Regions from separate parts of the Homo sapiens genome. Here region 2 is linked to region 1. A link is a loop called in an ENCODE intact Hi-C map of the cell type or tissue named here. Cell type or tissue: dorsolateral prefrontal cortex. All regions are shown on one strand. Links, peaks and the distances in the headings refer to the core of each region. The heading gives the core; the rest is flanking DNA.

Region 1 (5,388 bases), core at 144-5,143:
ATAATAATAAAATAGAGAGTCAATTACGTGACTCTGTCTACTCTATATTATAGTTATTCACATACATTTCCCCCGCTATATTTTCTAAGTCACGCTATATTTCCCATCACCCCCTGAGCCCGTCATTAACCTTTGCAATTCTCATTTGCTGAAGAATAGTGACTCATTCATAATTTTAAAAAGAATCAGTGGAAAGCATAATTGGGTTAACCCAACAATTCTGCTTCTAAAAGTACATACTAAGGCAGTCTTTCCCAAAGTGCTAGGGGGGAACATTAATTATATGAGAGATCAATGAGGATCAATACGTTTGAAAAATGTCATATATTAGATTCCACCTTAGAAAGTCAATGTTAATGGGCATATGTATTAAATGCTCTGAGAAATACTGCAGGAAAGAAGTTCGTTCAATTTGTTCTACCTCTTCATTTTCGAATTCATTGATCACCCTCCTCCCCACCAACAGATGATTTTTTACCTAACAGCTATGTTATACTGTTTAAGAGTATGAGCTCTGGAGTCACATTGCTGGGTTAAAATTCTGCCCAGTACAACTGTTAAGCCATGTGACCTGACTTCTCTAATCCTCACCTCTCTCATCCATAAAATGGAAATAATACTAATCAAACTTTAAAAATTTGCGAGTATTGGATAAGAAAATGCACGTAAAACACATACTAAATGTTCAATACATTTAGGTAAAGTTGTTAACATTACTCAAAATTAGTGTTTGTAGACTATAATTTGAAAATGCCATCGTAAGTAAACAGATAAAAGAACAAAAATGCATATACAAGTAATTGCTGAGGGTCTATAAAGTGCTACTGAAAACAGGAAATTTATTGTAAGGCTTCCAGGTAGCATATGTCTGTGAAAAGGAAGGAGATTATTTGCAATCTTGGCAATTTGAGTTTTCATTCAGTTAGGAAGGACCAGGCAGCTGCTGTGGCCATTGCTGGGATCTGCTGATGTCTCTGTAGATGTTTGCAGGCACACAGATGGTCCACAGGACAAAGGAAAAGCTGGTGCTCAAAGACAGATAAAGGAAAGGCAGAGAGAGAAGGGAGTGCTGACTGCTGCTGCTCCTCTTACCCCGATCAGTGGAAGGGAACACCTGTATCTCCATTAATTCAGTCTCCTTCCTTAGCTCATGGAGAGAAAAGATGTTCTTCTTAGAAGGTACTATTGTCAAAGAAAGATAAATCATATTCTCTATCTTTAAAAATAAAGTAGAGAATTATGTAGTAAAAACAAAAACTGATTTTCTTCTAAAATACAGGGTTAGGTAAAATCATAAAAGAAGACAATACAGAGTAATACAGTAGGCTTCTTTTAGGTTGGTGGGTTAGAAAATTCCTAAGGAGAAATTAAGCAACTAATCTTGCTGTTGTTCATGTATTCGTATGACTATTACTTTTCCATACAGCAAAGTATTTTACATGCTACTGAAAAACTTTAATTACAAAAACACTTCAATGTAATTAATAACAATTTCTTCGCATTTACACAATGGGAAAATGGAAGATTTTCTCTATGTTAATGCATAGTTGGCAAACAAATAGTTAGTTATACTTGACTGTAATAATCAAATAGACCTTTTGTCTTAAACAAAATGAAATATTACATTTTCTACAATGTACTTTGGCTACATGCTTTTCTATGATTAAGCTGTCTCTTCAATGTGTTAGTCACACAATTCATACCTGGATAAGGTTGTATGGCTCATCAAGAAATCTTTATGTGACACAGAGTTACATAAGTAGGCTGCCTGATGTATTATTTCTTTTCTGAGTGTGATGATGAGCATTTGATTCATTTGTTCATGTCTCTCTAAGAATGATTTATCAATGTCAATGACACTTAGATATCTGACAGCAGTTAATGTTGCTTTAAGTAAATATGGCAGCCCTACTAAAGGTATCCAGGGAAAATATTGCTTCTTATGTGGATAAGTTCATTTAGTTAGTGACTGAAACTCTAACAAGTCAACCTCAACAGCCTATTGTATTTTTTGTAAGCAAACTGGAGAAACTCTCTGGAGTACACAAAAAGTATTCCCTCAGTTCAAATGTTACAGTTGTATAAATCAACTAGCAGAGCCAAGAAAAGTAATGTAAGCCTGAACTCTTGGTTTTTTCCTTTTTTCTTGCATGCAATAGCAGTTTGGTGTTTTGTTCTGACATTAAAAGCATCTTAAATTAGAAACTACTGTTTTTGTACAAATTAACGTATGTAATTTTAACTATGGCATCTTTTTTAATTCATTAATATAATCAGATATTATGCCATCTTCTGATAGTTCTCTCTTGAATCAGATCAATCTCAAAACTTTGCTCTTGCAAAGTGCTGCAGAAGTGAAGCCAGCTCCTTCAGCAGGATCTGTTTGGCTGCCCAGCCTCACTGATGTGAGGGAAGGGAAAAACAGGCAGTATAGAAGCCTCTCCAGGTGGGAGGGGCTCAGAAGTTGATAGGTACAACCTCACAATGTCAGAAATTGGAATTTGTTGAGATTACAGGTGAGGAGATAGTGCCATGTTAATTTTTTTTTCTTGGAAGTTAGTGCTGCATGCAAACAATCATGGATGTATATTGGTACTTATTCAATTGTCACTGAAAAAAATGTGTTCTTATTGCATTCTTCTGACCAGAAGGAGATTTTTCAGTGGGCGCTTTTGCTAGGGCTGAAGAAATATGAATCCTGTCTTTCAGTGTCCCAAAAATACCAATATATTTTATTTCTTGGTCTTTTGTTATCTGTTATTCTCTTTCCTTTTTACCTTTTTTATTTTAAATACTCTCAAGGTATTTCTGGGTTGAGGAAAGTTGACTCCATGCAGAAATCAAAATGTATCACTCTTAATTTCCAAAGCAATTGCATTTATCTGTAGGCAAATACCTAGAAGTCAGGTTTCTTTGACAATTAAAAAAATAATAATGGGTAAAAACATTCAAATAGCATAAAGGGCTTCTGTGGCACTGTGTTCTGTGTTGTTGCAGCATATTAATACAGAACTCTTCAGAGTCTTAATTCACTTCAGCAGCCCCTGTAAAAATTCATGCCAGAGAGTGGGAGAGAAGGTTGGCAGCCAGAGGACTAGAAGCCAAATGCTTCCTCACTGGCAGTGGCATCTGGATAGGAGGTTGGCCTGCCTCCGGGACTCTTGGCCAACAGCACTGTTGTCTATACAGACGGCTGTGTATCTGTTCAAGAGTCCAACAACTGTGTGTGTGTGTATTTTGGTAAGCTATTATTTCTGGGCCAAAGATTTCCATGGCATTTTTGCATCTGTTGGCACCAATTCTATATTTGGCTCCCTTCATTCCCACCCGCTGCTACTTTTTAGTTTTCTGATCAAAAACATTGCACATAAATGGAAATGTATTAAGGGGAGAAAAAATATTTTTAAAGATTTTTCTTAAACCCAACAAAGCATATATAGACATGACATTGACTTTATTCCAGACAGGACATTTTCCTTTCCACAAGCTATGAATAATGTTAAAATTCTAATCTCAGTGCATTTTTCTTGATCCTTTAGATAGAATCTAATTATAGAATTATCAGAAGTTACTTTAATCAGCAATATACTGAACCATTAAGAAATGCAAAGTCAAGCTACTCTTTCAACGTTTCCAAAGGAATAATCATTTTATAATTTTATAGAATATAGTTAATGCAATATGGTACCAAGAGTTGCCAAACATCCAATCAACTGGCTTGTCAAAATCCTTTACTGTGCAAGGTTACAACCTCTTAGCCTTTTAAGGTTCTACTATCCCAAACTTATTTGTTTTGAGGATATTTCTACACTAATTCAATTCAACTAACATCTCTTGGATGGTCCCTTTATGTAAAATGCTGGGGGATGCAAAATTGAATAAGATGTCTGCCTTAAAGTGTTCTTTTTTAATGAAGAAAACTGAGAACAGACTTGTCAACAAGTAACAAGAACATCAGAAAAAAAGACATAAAAGTCAATGGAGGTCCAAAGTACATTGCAGCACATACCAGGAATGTGGCAATAAGGAAATGAACTCCATTTTTATGTGTATCTTCTGGAAAAATTTTAGTTGAAATTAGTGTTCTAAAACTGGAAGGGTCCATGGGAATCATGTAATTCTGAATCTCTCCTCTACATTTTATTGATGAGGACACTTATTTGGTCATGGTCTCACAGTGATTAATACTAGGACACAGATCCAGTTCTCTCAATGTTACTCCTCTTGATTTTAGAATTAAGACATACTTAAAATGAAATTTGCAGGAAAATCTTTTAAAATGCCATGGCATAATTTCATGGAATAATAATGAACAGTAAATAATTCCCATGACTAGGGAATCACTATGTGATGTAAATGAGAAATGGAATAGAGTTCCTGCAATCACAGACATTTCTCTTTGGCTAGAGTGGCTAGAGCAGGACTCCTAGAAAGATCACTCAAAAATGACTTATAGAGGGCTGGGAGGCTCATGCCTGTAATCCCAGCACTTTGGGAGGCCAAGGCGGGTGGATCACCTAAGGTCAGGGGTTCAAGACCAGCCTGACCAACGTGGTGAAACTCCATCGCTACTAAAAATACAAAATTAGCCGAGCGTGGTGGTGCATGCCTGTAATCCCAGCTACTTGGGAGGCTGAGGCAGGAGAATTGCTTAAACCCAGGAGGCGAAAGTTGCAGTGAATTGCATTTTTGCCATTGCACTCCAGCCTGGGTGAGAGAGCGAGATAAAATAATCTTCTGCTCTAATTCAGCATACCAAGTGCCATGTCTATAGGAACAGAATATTCCTATCGTATTTCTCATTGACAGGTTAATAAATTAGATTTTTAGGCTTCTGCATCAACCTTGTGCACTTAATTAATATGAGTTCATTCCTAAAAGATCTGTTCTTGAGCAGGCTAACATTAGGCTTCTGCGTGTTTATGATGAGGGTCACAGTTTAACACCTTGCTTCTCAAAGTATGGTCCTCAGGCCAGCAGCATCAGTATCAGTAGGTAGCCTGTTGGAAATGCAGAATAGACCTACTAAATCAAGAATTTATTGTCTAACAAGATCCCAGACAATTTGTATGCATTTGTCCCGGGTATTTCTAAAATTTGAGAAACACTACTCTCGAGCAGGAACAAGCAAAATTTTTCTGGAGAAGACCGAATAGTAAATATTTTAGGTTTTGTAGAATATATGGTCTTTGTTGCAACTACTTAACTCTGCCGTTTTAGTACAAAAGCAGCCACAGACAATATGGAAACCAATGAGCATGGCTATGTCCCAATACAACTCTATATGGACACTGAAACTTGAATTTCATATAATATTTATATTGCAAAATATTTTTATTTTTTTAACCACTTAAAAACCTTTCTTAACTTGCAAGGCCTTACAACAAT
Region 2 (5,388 bases), core at 186-5,185, 100 kb before region 1:
AGATGCCCCGTAGCCCATGTATTTGCCCCGTCACAGCACCACACCAAAATGGCAACACGTTGATGGCAGAAACAATGTCCTCTTCACTATTGAGTCCCAGGGACTCACATAGCACATGGCACAGGATCAGTGCCAAATAGACTTTAGTGAGCTGAATCTCAGCACAAAGGGCAAAGCTAGAGTTGGAGATGGGAAGAGAGAATCCTACATGGGGGAAAAAAAAGGGAGAGGCTCTGGGGAGCAGAGGCCTGATGGATAACACATGCAGGATGGGCTTCAGGTTGCAAAGTTGGTAATAGCAGCGAATATCCTCGTAACCCTGGGGAATCAATAAGGAAGGGGCCCTTGAGGGTGCCAAATAGAGGGTCTCAACTTTGCTTTGCACCACCTTTTTTAACCTCAGCTGTTTCTATGTAATCAGTTAGTATGTGCAGGAATTTTTGTCCTACACAAGTGCATTTATTTGCATATCGCTAGAAACAACACTAGTGAAAGTCAACAATGCTTTGCATAATTTATGTTTCTTTAGAAAATATGAGCTGGGTGTGATGGCTTATGCCTGTAATCCTAGCACTTTGGGAGGCCAAGGCAGGAAGATCACTTGAGGCCGAGAGTTCAACACTCAGCAACATAGTGAGACCTTGTCTCAAGAAATAAATGAATAAATAAATAAAAATAAAATAAATATAAAAGAACAATGTGGTTGACTGTGTCTTAAGGGCAGCTCCCAGATGATCCCTTAGTAGAAGTATGACTGGACATTCTTTACAGTAGACTGGGTATAGAGAGGTTACTGGAGCCTGGAAAGATTTCTCAGGGTGCCCTAAGGTAAGCTCACAGCCTGAACCCTGAGGAACGTTTAATAGTGAAGCTCACTGCCTTTCTCCTTATCAGCCTTCTCAAGTCTTTATCTTGGTTAACCTCAACACCATCCACTTAGATTTCTAAGCTGGAGATCTCAGAACCATCCTTGCTTCCCTCCTCTTCCAAACCAAGCATTCAAAGAGTCACCAAGTACAACTGATTCTATTTAAGTTCAATGTGGCATTTTGTTTTGTTACTAAATTCTTAAATACATGCATCCTCATAGAAAAAATTGATAGATGAAAAGATAAAGCAGCAGGAGAAAAGTCACTCTCAATTCCATTGTTAATATTTTCTAGTATTCATGAAATTTTCTATCAAGTTCTGTATATAACTTTGACTATAGATTTTTTAAATTTGTTTTTTTAATCTATTCTTGACTCTCCTGCTCTCCTTCATTTATTGAAACTGATTTTAAGACCTTTCCTCATCTGAAACAAAGTATTTCCTGTCCCTAAAGACAGAAGAGTAATGAAAACAAGCGTGAACCCTGCTTTCATGGGGCCCACAAGGAATGTATGTAAATCTTTCCTTCCCTTCTTTAACACAAGGAGTCTCATACAGCTCATACTCTTTATTCCTCATAACATTATATTTGGAAATCATTTTATATCAATTCCTCATTCCTATTTCCTTGTATCCTAGCATCATAATATAACCAGCCCTACTGATGGATATTGATGGGTATTTAAGGTGCTTCCAATCTTTTGCTATTGCAAACAGTACTACAGTAAACAACCTTATACATAAGCCATTTCATGCATGCAGGACCAGAGCTATAGGATAAACCCCTGAGAGTAGGGCTTGGGGAGAAATTGCCAAATTGCCCTCCACAGAGTTTTACCAAATAACATTCCATCAGCAATGTATAAGAGTGCCAGCTTCCCCACCACCTTGGAACACTTTTATTCTCTTCTTAGAACTACTTGGTGGCCTGGAGAAATCTCGTAGCTGATCAAACTGAAGGAGCAGGAATGTGAAGTGGAAGGATTCTCCCCTCTCCCAGGCCACCGAGAAACTTGTCTTAATGGAGGTCTGGGTTTATTTTTTAAGAGCCTTTATTCCTTATAGAAGAAAGAAGAAGGAGAAAAAAACAGAAAAACCTACAATGCTACTATGTGAGTGCCACAAAGAGGAACAGATTTCTGTCCCATGTTTCCAACGAAACCAACCACTTAAAAAGATACAGGGCGCCATTCAGGGTTGTTGGAGCAGTAGAAGAACACGTAGCTGATCTGCAATCAAATGGCCACTCGGGAGAGCAACCTGTGTGCTTTTACCCACAGAGCAGCCAGTTTCAACTGGAACTTATGCAGGGCCCGTTTGCAGACTTCTTTGTGCGGTGGTTCATTCCCCATCTTAGAGGCTGGGGCAGGTTAGGAGAGAGCGCCCATGTTGTACAACAGTATATCTGAGCTGCCCTTTATGCCTACCTATTTCTTTCCCTGCTTTCACCCCTTTGTGTGTTTTTAATGGGGATAAGTGTGAGCTATACTGGAGCGCAATCACATTGTGGTCTTAAAAGGGTCTCTGATGATAGAAAATATGTCAATTTATTATTTCCCTCAGGACAGAGAAAAAAGTACAAAGGTTCAATGGATGATGAAGATAATACTTGTGCACTGTATAGCATTTTCCAACAAAGGATTTTAAGGTGATTTTCCTTTAAAAAATATTTTATATTTTAGTCCCATTTTGTAGGTGGGGAGACAAGAAGATTTCGTAGTGACTAAAATGTCCTAGTGGTGGGACCCTGCATAGAGTCAGCATCTCTATGATCCTTCCGGGCTCTTTTCACTCCCTCTAGTGGAATTTGGTTCTTCACATCAGAGTTTTGACAGCAATAGCAAGCACTGTGCTATTGTGTGCGATCTTTTGGGTACCAGAGCCAGTTTCATCAAATCTTCAACCTGATGGCTCTATCTGTGATCAGAGCTATCTCATGTACCTACAGTTGCAGTTTCTTTAAATAACAATTAGCGCAGGAGATCCTGGGCTGCTCTTGAATGCAGGGAGTATGCTGGTGAAACTCAGCAAGGAGGTGGTCACTTGTTTTTTTGTCACGCAGGGTCTTTCATAATGAATCAACAAAGCATTGACAATAGTTTTCTTGTAAACTGAACAAACCTTATAAATGGTGTGTGGTCTCCCCTCCCCCATGAATTAGTTCCTTTGTCCTGAAATGTGTGGTTAGCCCAGATATTCATTCCGCTCTGCTGGGAGAGTGGCAGAGTCTAGGGAGGCACCCAGAATGTGCAAGACAAGTCGACATTTTACATTTTGGTCTTCTTTATCAGAGCTGGAAATATTTCATTTGTACCTTGACAAATCAGGAAAAAAAAAAAAAGCATGGGTGGACAGCATAGAAAACTTTCCCAAGTATCTGAGTGATCAATTTTAGGACATGAATGTGATAGCTGCTTCCTCTTTTTTATGTGTACAATGATGAAAGGAAATTAAGACTGTAGAAACAGTTTTTAAAGTGCTTTGTATGGCTGCTTGAAATTCATTATATGATTGCCTGTTTTTTAAAAACCTAAATAAGGAGGGCTAAAGTACTTAGGAGAAAACTAATTGCTTTAAGCTTTTCCTCCTCAGTGTATGCTATTCTCTGCTGTTATATAATCTTGGATATTGAGCAACTGAATGAAAGAAACAGTGTCTTACTTAAAGTAAATGGACAAACATCATTTACTGCTGGCGTTTTTGGCTCTTGGGGTGGGGGTGGGGAAGATATCTCATAGTGAAGTTCACCATAGCTTAGAGTTCATAAAATCAACCTTATTGTCAAAACACTGAAATAAAAATTCACAGAATTGAAAGGAGCAAATCTATGTGGAGGCAGGTTTTTAAAATCTTGAAATGTTCAAGTTTTGCTTCTTGTCTTTACAAAAAGGCAAATTATGATGGCATAATTTTTGACATGTTGTTACCAGAGAGATTGTGTGTTGGAATGTATATTAGATTAAATTGATAGATGGTTGTGTGAAAAGAACTGCAATATTCAAACTTGACTGTATGCATAAAATTATTTACAGAACTATACCACATTAATACCATCTTATTTCATTTCAGATATAATTTTACTTAATGGTAATTTTTATAAAGGATATGAATGTGTTTTTCTTTTTTAAAAAAGAATTGCCAAAATCATTGCCAACACATGAAAACAAGTCAATGATTAAGATCACATAAACCCATGTCATATGTATATTCAATCCAGAATTGTTTTAGGGTCATTGTAGCCATAGAGTTTTCAAATAAATTATTTGAATATAAAAGTAGATTATGTATTTCCCCTGTGGCTGGCCAAATGTCTTTTCAACAAAGGGTAAAATAAGAAGGCTATTTTTTGTGTAAAAGAGTGATCTTTTTAGTCATGCTTGGCTGCCTTTTCAGGACTGTCTCCATTTATAATGAGATATTCTTGAACTCATTTGAACCAGAAAGTTTAGTAAATTTGTGGTACATTTTTACATAAAATATCATAATTTGTTTTAAAGGATCAGGTCTAGAGCAAAGAGAAAGTATATGAATGATTGTTTTGATTTTTAGACTATAATTTTGAGCTGACATCTACATTGGACAATGTCTGGAATATTGAAAAAATATATTTATTTGGTTACTATTTCATACTTCTTGGCAGTTCTAATTTCATCTTATTGTCTACTTAAAAGTGTGCTTGCTATTCAAATCTCAGTTGAAGCTGTCATAAAGACTATCATTACAATAGTTTCTATAGTTTTCAGAGTTCTTGGCATTGAAAGGTGATGATGGCCCTTCCAGAATAATAAGAAAAAGTATTTTATATAAATTTTATGGCTCTGCTTTGAAGTAAATTTGACTTATATGCAAATTTGCTAATATTAACTTTTTTCTTTTCCTATTAACATAGTTAGTAAAAAAAATAATCCTAAGGCTGGAAATGCACGGGCATATGCTTACACACATGTAGTGGTGAAAGAAATCTTTTTGAAAACTGAAAGTAAATTTTGACGTGATCATTAACATATAAAAACATGTTTGTGTTATTCTCTAGTGTTTTAACATTCTCTACACTTAACTATTTTTCTAATATACCTGAAGATCTTTTTTAAAAAATTTTAGTTATATTTTTTGCAGTTACAAGCAGAAAAATCAGTTAATAGATTTTTAATCTGATATCAAAAATCAACTCCATATAGTACTTATTTCCAATCTTATTTCTCTAATTGTACTTTGAAATGGATACATTATTTGTTTTACATTTGTACTTCCCTTGAACCTCCTATTTTCTTTTAACTACTCTACAACAAATGCCATTTTTTTTTCTATTCTTTTCCCTTTATCTGATTTTTACAGCAAATGATGTGTCATGTCTCTCCTGAAATTGACCATTCTTTTCAGAAAAGATTTTTTCTTTTTTGGCCTATGGTGCTACACTGAAAAAGTCACCCAGCTAAAATGAGTTACTTCATTTCCAAATAAAAACAATAGTGTTTTCATGCCTGCACTTATTATTATTCTGAGAATGTACTAATTTGT

The links. Peaks named below come from ENCODE experiments on the same cell type or tissue, not always from the same donor. Only the 100,000 strongest peaks of a DNase experiment are listed, where the experiment ranks them.
Region 2: it touches region 1 in a loop (5-fold over the local background); 6 of 110 quality-filtered maps call a loop at or near these places.

Annotation. Positions count from the first base shown.
Region 1 is chr3:181,552,713-181,558,100 of GRCh38, forward strand. The region is part of intron 3 of SOX2-OT (SOX2 overlapping transcript); the gene reads left to right. Among named protein-coding and RNA genes, the nearest start is that of SOX2, 160 kb to the right of the region's middle. In dorsolateral prefrontal cortex, for the core only: no CTCF peak of the experiment used is centred there; a DNase peak (open chromatin) is centred at 3,149; H3K27ac peaks cover 2,990 bases.
Region 2 is chr3:181,451,901-181,457,288 of GRCh38, forward strand. All of the region lies in intron 3 of SOX2-OT (SOX2 overlapping transcript), which reads left to right. Among named protein-coding and RNA genes, the nearest start is that of SOX2, 260 kb to the right of the region's middle. RefSeq lists an enhancer at 2,599-3,100. In dorsolateral prefrontal cortex, for the core only: a CTCF peak has its summit at 2,630; a DNase peak (open chromatin) is centred at 3,061; H3K4me3 peaks cover 2,335 bases; H3K27ac peaks cover 4,195 bases.